Regions from separate parts of the Mus musculus genome. Here region 2 is linked to region 1. The links are chromatin loops, found by intact Hi-C in ENCODE. Cell type or tissue: left cerebral cortex. All regions are shown on one strand. Links, peaks and the distances in the headings refer to the core of each region. The heading gives the core; the rest is flanking DNA.

Evidence for each region. Peaks named below come from ENCODE experiments on the same cell type or tissue, not always from the same donor. Only the 100,000 strongest peaks of a DNase experiment are listed, where the experiment ranks them.
Region 2: it touches region 1 in a loop (4-fold over the local background); 2 of 42 quality-filtered maps call a loop at or near these places.

What each region holds. Positions count from the first base shown.
Region 1 is chr8:23,993,394-23,999,667 of GRCm38, reverse strand. All of the region lies in intron 5 of Zmat4 (zinc finger, matrin type 4), which reads right to left. Among named protein-coding and RNA genes, the nearest start is that of Gm51564, 49 kb to the left of the region's middle. In left cerebral cortex, for the core only: no CTCF peak of the experiment used is centred there; DNase peaks (open chromatin) are centred at 1,872 and 3,339.
Region 2 is chr8:23,913,311-23,919,584 of GRCm38, reverse strand. All of the region lies in intron 4 of Zmat4 (zinc finger, matrin type 4), which reads right to left. Among named protein-coding and RNA genes, the nearest start is that of Gm51564, 130 kb to the left of the region's middle. In left cerebral cortex, for the core only: no CTCF peak of the experiment used is centred there; DNase peaks (open chromatin) are centred at 1,365, 1,996 and 3,444; H3K27ac peaks cover 3,316 bases.

The DNA.
Region 1 (6,274 bases), core at 1,511-5,510:
TTGTTCCTTTCCCATAAGAGTTCAGAGTCTACAGCCATCCTATAATCCCTCATTTACACACATACAAACAGACTGTGGCTGATTTTACTCATGATGAGCTTATGCTCTGAACAAAACTGAAGACTCCACTGTTGAGTGGGAACCTTCATAATAATGCCATGGTCTAGAAAGAAGGCTCACTTTGCCACCAGCACATACAAGGCATCCTGGCAGGCTTCTTCCTCCACATCCTCCACAGAGGCTACTTATTCCATCTTTGACAGGTCACATGACTCCTTAGGTACTCATCAGCCTATACGTTTGCTTAACTTAGAGCTGAATGGAAAGTGATCTGTACTCTGCATTGAAAATGTTTTGAAAACACTGTGAGAAAAAAAAAATAAGATGAACTACTTCTGGCAATGTTCCTGACATCATGGGTCTCAATGTCTTTTGCTCTTCTTTGTTTGTTTTGTTTTAAATTCTGTGTCTGTGGCTACTGAATTATATAATTATCTAAGCTTGTACGTCAACAAGTAGAATGGTATGCTGAAATTAGTATTGAGAGTTGAAAGTTTAAAGGGCTTTTTTTTTTCACTCTTAAAGAGCACATGCAAGAGCTTATCTGAAGAATTGTTCTTTGTGTATTTGAGGTTTCATTCCTTTCATCAATAGTCTCTGCTGACAATGTCATTTGCTCTCTCGGGTCATTGTAAATGCCAACTTCTTAACAGACTCTGATGTGTCCAGTGGGAAGGAAGGGTTCGTATCCTCCTTTATCAATGCTCAGAAGCCTTTCAAACTTAAGCACATATGTTTGCGGATCAGCCTACACCCAAGGTCTGCAGTTAAACAGGGCAACCTTGCCTCCGCCTTCAGACTTTCCACAAAGGAATGGGAGAGATGAATGGTAGGACCCAGAGCAATGGAGTGAAACGTTGGCATTGGGACCAGTTAACTGGGGTATAAATCTCGTCTGCTCACCTGTGCTCTCTTTGGGCAAGGTCACTTAATACACACCCCAGCTCTCTGTATGCATGTGCACACGTACTAAGGAAAATATAAACTACCAGGATGAGGTAGTTATTTTAGGATTCAAGACTATTGTCTATGTAAATGCAAGTGTATGGGTATGATGATAGATAAATGAAGGGGTAGACACATTTCCCCTAAAGTAATAGTCCAGTATTGACTAACTCATTGATATACACTGAAGTTGGCAGCATGCTTTTATATGTAATAACTTACCAAATTATAGTGTCAGAAAATGATGGGAAAGGGGTGAGACTTTATAGAAGGTAACCACTCCAACACACTGTGTACACATGCACACAATGAACCAACATGGGAAAGTTCAGCAATTTTCAGGTCACTTGGTACCTTTGACTCTTCAGCTGTCTATTTGAGAGGAAAACACTGGGCTGACACAGGAACAGGGTTCCTTTTATCACTATGCTAAGGACTGTCCAAAAATAAAATGTGTGTCTAAGTCTCAGTGGGTCACATGTAGCCAGGATAGCTGTGGATGTGTCCTAACACAAAGCAATAGAGTTAGGACAGTAAAAGACTTTTTTTTTTTCTTATAACTTATTTTTGGTGTTCTCGAATGTAGATTTTGCAGATGACAACACTACCACGATGCTACACAAGCTGAGCACATACATGCTTTCTGTGTACATGTGTGTAGCTTGGGTGTGGTTTCCAAGGTGTCATGTTCCAAATGGCAAAATCAAATGGCATCATGAGCTATTATGTCTTCAGTGTAATGAGGTAAGTGAAACATTATCAGTAACGCTTTAGACTTCCACCACAAATGAAAGGTGGCTAGCGCTACTTAGTAGACTCACATTTATTCTTAGGGTGCTTCTATAGCCACACCCAAGGACCACCTGCTGTGTTTCCCAATTTACTCTGTTTCCTGCTGCATGGGAGCTGAGAAGTAGAGGGTGCAAACCTTGCCTTTCAGTTTTCTAGTATTAGTCATAGCAAAGCTAAATATACTTTCTTGTCTATTATTGTGTTTTTATATCCAAGTATGGCTTCTACAATGTTTCCAAAAAAGAAATCTCCAAAAAAAAAATGCCCTCCAGAATAAAAATTACAGGTGAAGATTATTCAAGGAAAAGCAGGCAGGTTGGACCACTTTTTTCTTAAGACAAATAGCGAGGCAATCCATCTGCTTGATTTGGAAGGATGTGTGTAAGTTTCTAGGTTTTGCTCTTGTGGCCTTCCGAGCGTGAAAGTCATCATTAAAATATTCTAGCAGGGGCTGGAGAGATGGCTCAGTGGTTAAGAGCACTGACTGCTCTTCCAGAGGTCCTGAGTTCAATTCCCAGCAACCACATGGTGGTTCACATCCATCTGTAATGGGATCCAATGCCCTCTTCTGGTGTGTCTGAAGAGAGTGACGGTGTACACGTGTATTTAAAAAATGATTAAGAAAATACTCTATTAATCAGTCATCCCTGAGGCCCTCCTCCCCCACATCCCTACCATCACCTACACCCTCCAGCCAGCCAGCCAGACACAGGGCCTCATTCTTGCCCCTCTGTTTATCTCCCAGGTGTGGGCATGGCTTGGGCCCCAGCTCCTTCAATCTCCCTTCCAATGTTACTTATTCAGTGATGTCTGGCTCAACAATCCCACCTATACTGCTAACTAGCTCACCCCCAACTCCCTCTTTTAAAATCTCATTCTTCAAAGCCCAGAGCATGCACATTTTACTTTAAAAAAGATCCCAAAATTCTAAAGTGAATTCCAACATTTAGAAAAGCAGATTCGTTTTGTTTTCCGTTAACTCTTAAAGTCCCACAGCCCAGAGTGTTTTTGACACATATAGCTACAAAATAAATGTACACATGGAAGCACAAGTGACAAGCCATCAGAAGGTTAACAAATGAGCTGAATGCTGAAGAAATGATTAGTTTTTGAAGGACTAGTGCCAGGTTCTTTGGCCTTATCTTCTTATTTTGCTTTGGTTGGAAATTTCAATGAGCTGTTGTTATTTGAACTTCATGATGATTTCAAATCATGCTCCTAGAACAAGCAGGGGTCTTCTGTAGCATGTACAATGTCTCCCCACCCGGATCCTAACCTGCCTTTTAAAATTTGTTTAAAAGTTGAAGACTGTTGTCATCGTGAGGATTTCTATTGCTGTGAAGAGACACAGGACCACGGCAACTCTTTTTTTTTTAATTTAATTTAATTTTATTTTAATTAGGTACTTTGGAAAACATTTAATTGGGGCTGGCTTACAGTTTCAGAGGTTTAGTCCATTATTATGCATGGTAGGAAACATGGCAGCTGGTGGTGTGTAGGCAGACATGATGCTGGAGAAGGAGCTGAGAGTTCTACATGTTGTTCCCCAGGCAGCAGAAGGAAACTGTGTGCCACACTACAAGACCACACCTACTCCACTGAGGCCACACCACCTAATAGTGTCACTTCCTATGGGGCAAGCATTCAAACACATGAGTCTGTGGGGGCCATACCCATTCAAACCACCACAGCTGTGCATATTTTTAAGCCTTCCTGAATCATATAAACTTATTATTCCTATTATATTATAGCATGGTTTTGAAAATAGAGAACATTCAGTTCTGCTTTTCGCATGCCAATATGTGAGCGGTATGCATATTATGAAAGTCAAGTAGCGTAGAATGTATATTTCGAGGGCACAATGGATTATTTTTGGATTCTGTGTAGATGTGCATACAACAATAAATAAAACATCAGTCCTAGCATCCTGAGATCCAGACGTTTTTCCTGGACTCGGGAAGCTTTCCCTGTCTCCCAAAGCTTTTTCTTGACTGACTCTGAAAGCTTTCCCCCGATGCCCAAACCAACAGAGAACTTTCATGAAGTGTCTGTGTTATCATGTATTATCAAGCTGACCCGGCAATTTAAAATGACTGGTATTTAGGGAAAACTTACAATCTGCTGAGGAGGGGATAACAACAATTTAATAATATGGGCAGGCACACTTAAATCAGTCCGAGATTTGGAATATGAGGTTTCCTGAATGGCAAGTAATTGACATTAATGTCCAGTTTGAGATATTCTTTTTTTGGTTTTTGGTTTTGTTGAGATTGTAATTTAATTACATTTTTCCCTTTCCTTTCCTCTCCTGACATCCTCGTATATACCTCTCCAGTCTCTCCTTCAAATCCGTGGCCTCTTTTTTTTTTTTTTTTTTTTTTTACTAATTATTACATACAAATATACACATACATATGTATTTCTATTATATAACCTTTCATCCTGTAGAATATTACAGGCTATAGGTTTTCTGCGCTGACTACTTGGCACTGGAAGACCAACTCATGTGCCACACTAGCATAGCTTGAGCACCAGAGACTTCAAAGCCCACCACCACAATGGCACACTTCCTCCAGCAAAGCCACACCTCCTCCAACAAGGCCACACCTCCTCCAACAAGACCACACCTACTCCAATAAGGCCATACCACCTAAGAGTGTCACTTCCTATGGTCCAAGCATTCAAACACATGAGTTCCATTCAAAGAACACCTTTCCCACTCCTGGCTTTCCTAAGTTACCCGTAGTTCTTTGTGTAGAGTTTCAGCCTCCTGGGCTTTTCCCTGTCTAATCTGTCTTATTCATTGGTAGAACCCTTGTCCAGCTAGAGTTTGACAAGTCCTATCAGTGATAATTTATATGAATGTGATTTCTGATATTACTAGAAGACAGATTCTCAAAAATCTCTCTGCTCCTCAAGCTCATACAGTCTCTCTGCCTCCTCTTCTGTCCCCTGAGCCTTAAGTGTAGGCGTCTTTTGTATACACATCCATTGAGACTGGGATCCACAGTGCTGCATTTTGATTGGTTGTGGTTTGCTTATTGAGTGGGTCTTAGGAAAATTTAGGGTCCCAGATTCTCTGATGATAACTTTTCTTCATTTTCTCTCAACTTTACTTTAATTAGCTAGCAATCTGGCTCCTGAGCCACTTGGGTATAAAAAAACTGGAAAAGAAGATTTGGTTGCTTCATTCGTGTATTTCCAGCATGAGCCCTGACACATAGGAGGCACTTCATTGAGCTCTACATTTAAGGCTAATTAGTAGGACTACACTATGTAACATACATACTTGTATACAAACACACATACATATAAACACATACTTATATATATTTATCTTACAGATACAAACTGACTTTTTAAGAAATAGACGAGCAAATTTCCAAGATTAAATTGGAAAATTTCACCAAAGAAGCTTCCCAACATTTAGATAGTCTTCATAAAATATGTGCTCAGTAAACCGATATAGGGACACCATATATTTACAGATACTTCTGCCTATCAGATTGAAAAACGCAAAAACCAATGCAAACACAAGAAGACAAGCTAAGTAACAATGATATGGGAAAGGTCATTGCCTTTGAACGTAGAACTTAAGCATGTGAAGAAGTACGGCCTCCCGTGGCTTTCCTTCCCAGAGCTGTGGCTACGCGTATTTGGAGGCTGGGTTGAAGACTCACTGTTGGAATCTCTCATTCCAGTACCAGCGCCCTTCTTACCCATGATTCCTCCTTATGAGGGCCGAGGTTTCCTCTCCAAGACTCGGATGCTGCCTCCACTAATCATGGAGAGTTTGGAGCTTCTCTTGGTCCTGATCTATTGAGATTATTATGATTTTACCCTTCCTGCTTTATCCTTCTCTGCTGATGTGAGATGCCACCCCCTAAATAATAGGCCCATCTCCAGTTACCCACGGCTCCTAAATTCGAGTGTATATACATGCATGGAGGAATGTCATGAATGAGGTGACAGGGAAAACTTTTTTCCCACCATTATAAATAAACACAGAAAGCTTATTCTGCAACTTTCCCAGTATCTTTAATTCCCCTTAGGACAAGAGTCAGCAGATACAAGAGAGGTCGTGTGTCTCTGTATTCAGGCATTCTGTTGTTCTGACTTCCTCTCTGGCTTTATCTCTGCTGACTTCTGCAAGAAAATGTAGACCAACAACAGCATCATACCTCTGTATGGGATGGAAATGAGGTCCCAGCTGGGCCCTGGCTAGTGCAGAGTTCCTACATTTCATTGGTGAATCACCTGCCCGATGATGGGTTCAGCTTGTCCTTGGCAATCTCCCACCCTCAGGAAGAGACTCACGAGCTCTGATCTCATCAGCTTGGTGCAATAACTACCACAATGTCCTCACCTTGCTATCAGGCTCACACTTGATTACTAAGCCTCTGTAGAGCTCAAAGGGAAAACTATAGGACCTCAGCTCCTCTCCAAGTTCAGAAAATGTCCCTTGGCATCCTCTGCT
Region 2 (6,274 bases), core at 984-4,983, 80 kb after region 1:
TTAAGAATTGCAACATTCTACCCATTGTACCTTATGGCAGTGTGGGATATTCTTCTGAGACCTCAGATACCCAACGTTCGGGTGCTCAATGTTTCACTATTACTGTATATCTTAGCACATTTAGACTATTCATTCTTCTTCCTCTTCTGCTTCCTTTTCTGCTTCCTTTTCTTCTTCCTCTCCCTCCTCCCCTTCCTCCTCCCCTTCCTTCTTCCCTTTCTCCTCCCCCTTCTCCTCCTCCTCCCCTTTCTCCTCCTCCTCCCCTTCCTCCTCCCCTTCCTTCTTCCCTTTCTCCTCCCCCTTCTTCTCCTCCTCTCCCTCTTCATCTCCTTCCTCCTCCCCTTCCTCCTCCCCTTCCTTCTTCTCTTCCTCCTCCCCCTTCTCCTCCTCCTCCTCCTCCTCCTCCTCCTTCTCCTCCTCTTCCTCCTCTTCTTTTAAGTTCAATCGAGATTGCTTACCCTCATCGTTACAGGATTTGCTTTAGGTGCTACCTGCCATGTCTGAATGGCCAGCACCATTATTATTCTTGCACTTTGGAGCCATTATTGACTACATTATGGTCATTTGGACATCAGTATTGGGATACCAGGGTCGTCTACCTGACACCCATGGTGACTACTAAGTAGCTAACAGAGATGTAGGGAATCTGACTTTGATATACTGTACCAAAGAGTGATTGACATCCTGAGCAGGACTGAGCACGGGGAGAGATCTCATCGCTCTGTTCAAAACAGTGCACAATTTAAACTTGTGAGTTGTATAAGTCCCAAATTTTTCCTGAATATTTTCGGATTCATTTTAAAAAGTGAAATCAGATATAAAGGTGAACTGTTGCTTATTGCTTGGGCAGGAATTAACTCACCACCTGTTAACTGGATACCTCTAGACAGCTCCTAACTTTAGATGTCTTACCCGGCACAGGCAAGAGGCAACACTCAAGGCCAGTACAATGGCTTTGCTGACAGGACCTGGTCTCTTCACTACCTCCCAACACCTGCTCCCAGAAAGTGTTCTGAGCCAGAAGCATTACCTAGGTCACAGAAACAAAGGTCAGAGCAGCAGGAGGACTGCGCAGCTGACACCAGCCCTGGCACCAGCTGGGGATCTTTTTAATCTGTCAGCTTTCCCACTCCACCCAACCCATACCCGACACTTGAGGGGTAGGAAATAATTTACTTATCCCACAGCATCAGCTATTCAACTGGAGAACCAGCTTCCTGGATCATGCCGTATAGCCCATGAATATTTATAGAGGACTCAGAGATGAGAACAGTGATCAGTGTGAGAGCGTGTCCGACATAAAGTACCACTACTAAATCTGGAGAAAGAGAGGCAGCCTGGCAGCCTGGGGCCAGGATAAAGCAGAACATTTGGAAGTCCTGGTGGGAAGGGAGCCTGGCCTTGTTCTCTGAGCAGAACTCCCACAAACACATCTGCTTTTTCACCCACACCACCTTCCCTCCACAGGAGTGGTTTTCTGGTTTCTCTCTCACTCCAGTACTGAGATTCCTCATGTACATACTCTGAAGTTAGCATTGACCTCAATACTCTGTGTGGTTTTCAAGTTATAAAAATGGACTCTACTTTGTATTAAAAGCACAACATTAAGCTGTGGTGGTGGTGGCCCATGCTTTTAACCCCAGTATTCAGGAGGCATAGGCAAGCAGATCTCTGAGTTTGGGGCTAGCCAGATCTACAGTGTGAGTTCCAGGATACCCAGGGCTACACAGAGAAACTGTCTCAGAAAACAAAACAAGACAAAAGAAATTACCAAACTACAACATTAACTATGTGTGACTTAGCTCTACAAAACATCAAAGCAACTCTAGAATCTCATGTGACCACTTGGTGACACAGATGAGCTACTGCACTCTAGGACTGGGTAGGTCTCTTCCAACATTTAAACTGAGAGCACCCACAGTGTTACAGGCTAAAATCCCCTGGTCTCTAAGAATGGGGCACCCCAGGTTTTATGCTACTGCTTTTCAAACTGAGCAGTAAGGCCATTGAACAGAGGGTGTGTGTAAATTAGGAAGGAGTTTTTTTAGGCTTGGCAAGTCTCTCCACATAAATGCTGGAAAAACCATCGAGTTAGTTCACTCCCCAGAGGACTACACAAAGCATACATTACCAAGTGAATTAGCCATTGTCATTAATTTCACTACAGCTTCATCAACACACATCATTACTGCTATATAGAAATGACAGAGGCTGAGTCCATGAGAATATGAATAGTTTCTATGGATGAAGTTGCATGAGCCAAGGACAGCCAGCGAGAGGACAGGTAGCTCAAATCTGGTCCCTCGGGTGTGCCCCGCCACCAAGAACAAATGGCCCCTGTCAGTGAGTTCATCTCAGGTCATGCCCCAACCAAGAGGTGGAAATCTGTAGTCTGCAATGTCTCGGGTAACTCATGTGCAGATTAACTTTTGAAAATTAGGATTTGGGGACTCAGTGGCTCTGTCGTGGCTGAGAGTTGGAATCAGCTGAGGGAGGTTCAAATGTCACTGTTCTCTGGCGTCACTGGACTGACTGGTTCAAAATCCCCTAGGGCAAGTAGACAACAGTAGGCCTTAAAGCTTTGTAGGTGCCACTTGGGTGCCTTAAAAGCTGGCAGCAGTCCCAATAGAGGAGACTCTCCAGTATGGGCTTACCTTCAGAGCAACCTTCCCAAGCATGATGGTCCATTAGTCCATATCCTTCACTATATGCTAGCACCACATTCTATACCAAGCTGCACAGCTCATGAACTTCAATACCAGAATGGACGTATTTTAACCCAATTTCCCAGTACTATTCTTATTAAAAGTCTATATGCTTTCTTCAAAAACAATGATAATGCCAACAAATTCAAATCAATATAGTATTGGTAACAAAATCACACTAGATCCAAACTCATGACTTTTGTGGCTTTCCCTGTGTGGATTCCACAGCTGTCTGAAGATGCGTTTTCAGCCATGCTGGGACCCAAACTTCCTCACTGCTCATGTTCTTTTCTTAGTGTCACATTGTTGTCCTATCCTGAAAGGGGCTGATTTAGGAAAGGTCAGGGCTGTGGAAGCGTGTGCCCCTGTAGCCTTGTTGTTATCACAGAAACCTGAAAATTTCACAGCAGAACAAGATACCTGATGGGAGGCTAGGAAGGGTTTGTTAGAGCCAGAGAGCTGGCTAAGAAGCAAAGACAGGCACACTCACACACATGAAGGCAGGTGCACACATACAAGCTGAAGATCTAAAACGACTTAAACGGCAGAAGAGAGGTTGAAGCACAACTTAATAATACCTGAGACACGGTGGAGATGAGGGAATTTGGCCTGTTAGCCTCCTATCTTCCAAAGCAGCCTGAGAAGGATGCAGAGTGGGCCAGGAAGAGCAGGCTTTTAGAAGAGAGGTACTTAGAGACCCCTGATGCTAAGGCATGCAGACTGCAGTTGGTAACTGAAGCAGGGAGAAGACTTTAGCAGTGTTATTTCCAGTGGGACAGGGGAAGGCCGCCGCGGCAGCGAGCAGGCTGTGGGCGGCAAATGAAATGGAATCTCTCTGGAAACAGGTGCATGAGATGGGATTTTGTGAATTTGTTCTATCTCTGGATGTGGCATAAACACTTTGAAAAGCAAACTTCTGTTTTTGTCATTGTTGGTTATTTTATTTATTTACATTTCAAATGTTATCCCCCTTCCTGGTCCCCCCACACATGAAACCCCATCCCATCTCCCTCCCCCTGGTTCTATGAGGGTGCTCCCCAACAGTTTCACCCACTCCCACCTCAGTACCCTAGCATTCTACTACAGTGGGGTGTGGAGCCTCCACAGGACCACTGATGCCAGATAAGGCCATCCTCGGCTACATGTGCATCTGGAGCCATGGGTCCCTGTACGTATACTCTTTGGTTGGTGGTTTAGTCCCTGGGAGCATGGGGGGGGGGGGCTGGTTAGTTGATATTGTTGTTCTTCCTATGAGATTGCAAACCCCTTCAGCTCCTTCAGTCCTTCCCCTAACTCCTCTATTGGGGACCCCACACTCACTCTGATGGTTGTCTACAAGCATCCACATCTGTATTTGTCAGGCTCTGGCAGAGTCTCTCAGGGGACAGCTATGCCAGGCTCCTGTCGGCAATCACTTCAATATCAAGGTTCACAAAATGTGTGAATTAACCTCCCCCTTTGTATTTAAAAAACTGTAGTAAATGCTTTTCCACCTAGAGTTAGCTTCCCCCAATACCCTCTATGCATTAGATTTACTGACTGACTGAGAAAAGTCAGAGCTCAGCCACTATGCTGGCTGAAAGCAAAATACGGGGGCTAATGATTAGCAGTTTGTATTAATCAAGGTAGGATCACTAGAAGAACCAAGGAGTGGGCCTCAGCCTGTGCCCGCTTCTCAGGCGGGTGATCTCAACAGGTAGCAATCTGGTGGCAGTCAACCCCACAGATGACTGGGGACTGCCAGCTTCTAATGTTCTCCCTAACTTCCCAGTGTTGAGGCCTTTGCTCAAAATTTCTAGATCCGGCGTGTAACCATCCCTCACTCACAATAAAAAATTGTGGCCTGCAGAGGAAATTGAAAAGGCTTAGTAGGGTCCCCTTAATCTCTCCTTTGTAACTCATAATACAACAAAATGCTCTTGAAAATCTTAGGTAAATTTAAAGCCCTCTATTCCCATGCACTTAGCAGACAAGTGGAAATCACTTAGTGGGAAATCCACCCGAGAAGCAGTTTCTTTGAAGGTGATCCAAGTTTAAAACAGAAAAAAGAAAACGAAAAAAAGATTGCTAAGCTTCTGTTTTCCTGAGCCAACTCCCTGTCGACACACTTTATAAAAATTAACATGTTTTCTACTATATTCCAAACACAAAGCTAAACCCAAAGGCCTGGCTCTCCTACCTTAAGATGAAGTGAACTATATTGATGATCAGTAGTATGGGAGGGGAAGGAATCTGAATATGAAAGAGGAGATGTACCTGCTGTCAGGACAGACATTGACTTCATAGGAACAAGAGAGGGAAGGGAAGGTCCTGAAAATTAACAAAGTTCTGGGCAGCCTGAGAAGAGTTCAGAACAGGTATAGGGAACACATACTGAGAAACCTTGGTCCCGTCTTCCAGAACTCAGCGTGGAGATGCTCAGTGCAAAGCCTGCCGAGAAAGAATGGTGAGAGAGACCCAGTTCAAGGGAAGTCCTGGGCCTAGTGGGCAGCCTGTTGAGGTCAAGTATCAAACAGCATCCCGGAGTAATCACATTTGGAGCAATCACAACGAGGCCCAAGCTTAGAGGCAGAGATACCACTGAGTATATTTATAGGCCTTTTCTGTATCCTGAAAGAGAGGGGGAACTATAGACATTGATGGAAACTGGCCTTTTTTTTTAACCAAGCTTCATGGTCAGGGAAAATTAAAATCTAAATATGCTAAATATAAAAAGTATTAAATATAAAAAAGACTAGATCTTGATATCTAAATAATAAATAAATAAATTTATAGAGAGATATAGAGATACATAGATAAAAATTTATTTTAATATCTAAATTTCCTAAATATAAAGCAATAAAATGCTTACTTATTCCAGCACATCACCTGCTAAAATATGTTTGTCAAACAAAGAGGAAACATGGTGCTTTAGGGCTGGTGTTCAAGATCTGAGGGAACTTCAAGGAACAGGGCTGTTCAGATGTCACTGCTCATTATTTCAGGCATGATGCCTACCTGATGAGCCCTGTCTCACAGACTAGACCTGGTCTGGGCTCCTACCACAGCTCGTTGAATTGCAGTTGCTGCCAGTTATGTCTGAATGGCAATGTGCCCCTTCTGTGTGCACATCCTAAGACTGACCCCATCTCCTGCTGACAGTTCCAGGATGGTTAAGCACAGCAAACTGATCATTTTACTCTGCCGCTGAACTCCTTCATAGACATGGTGAAGGGACTCATTTGGCTGCACCCAGAAGCCTACTTAAGTCCTCTGTGGTCTTAAAGCTCTCTTAATCACCAAAAGGAGAAACGTTGAGTTGATGGTTGAGTTGTGTCACTTATGACAGTGGTTGCCTGGTAGCCAACATTCATATGGTACTCTCACCCACAACAAGAGCCTCACTGTTTAGTGAGTCTTCAAACAACAGGGAATTAAAGTCTGGTTGGGAAGGCAGGCAAAGCTGCTATCATCTCTCTGGTTGTAAGTATGTTCCACAGTGAAGACATCAGGGCTGGTATTATGTCATCTGCCTCAGATGAAAACAAGCTAGGGTTCACAAGCTCCTGGCATCGCTTCTTTCTGACACC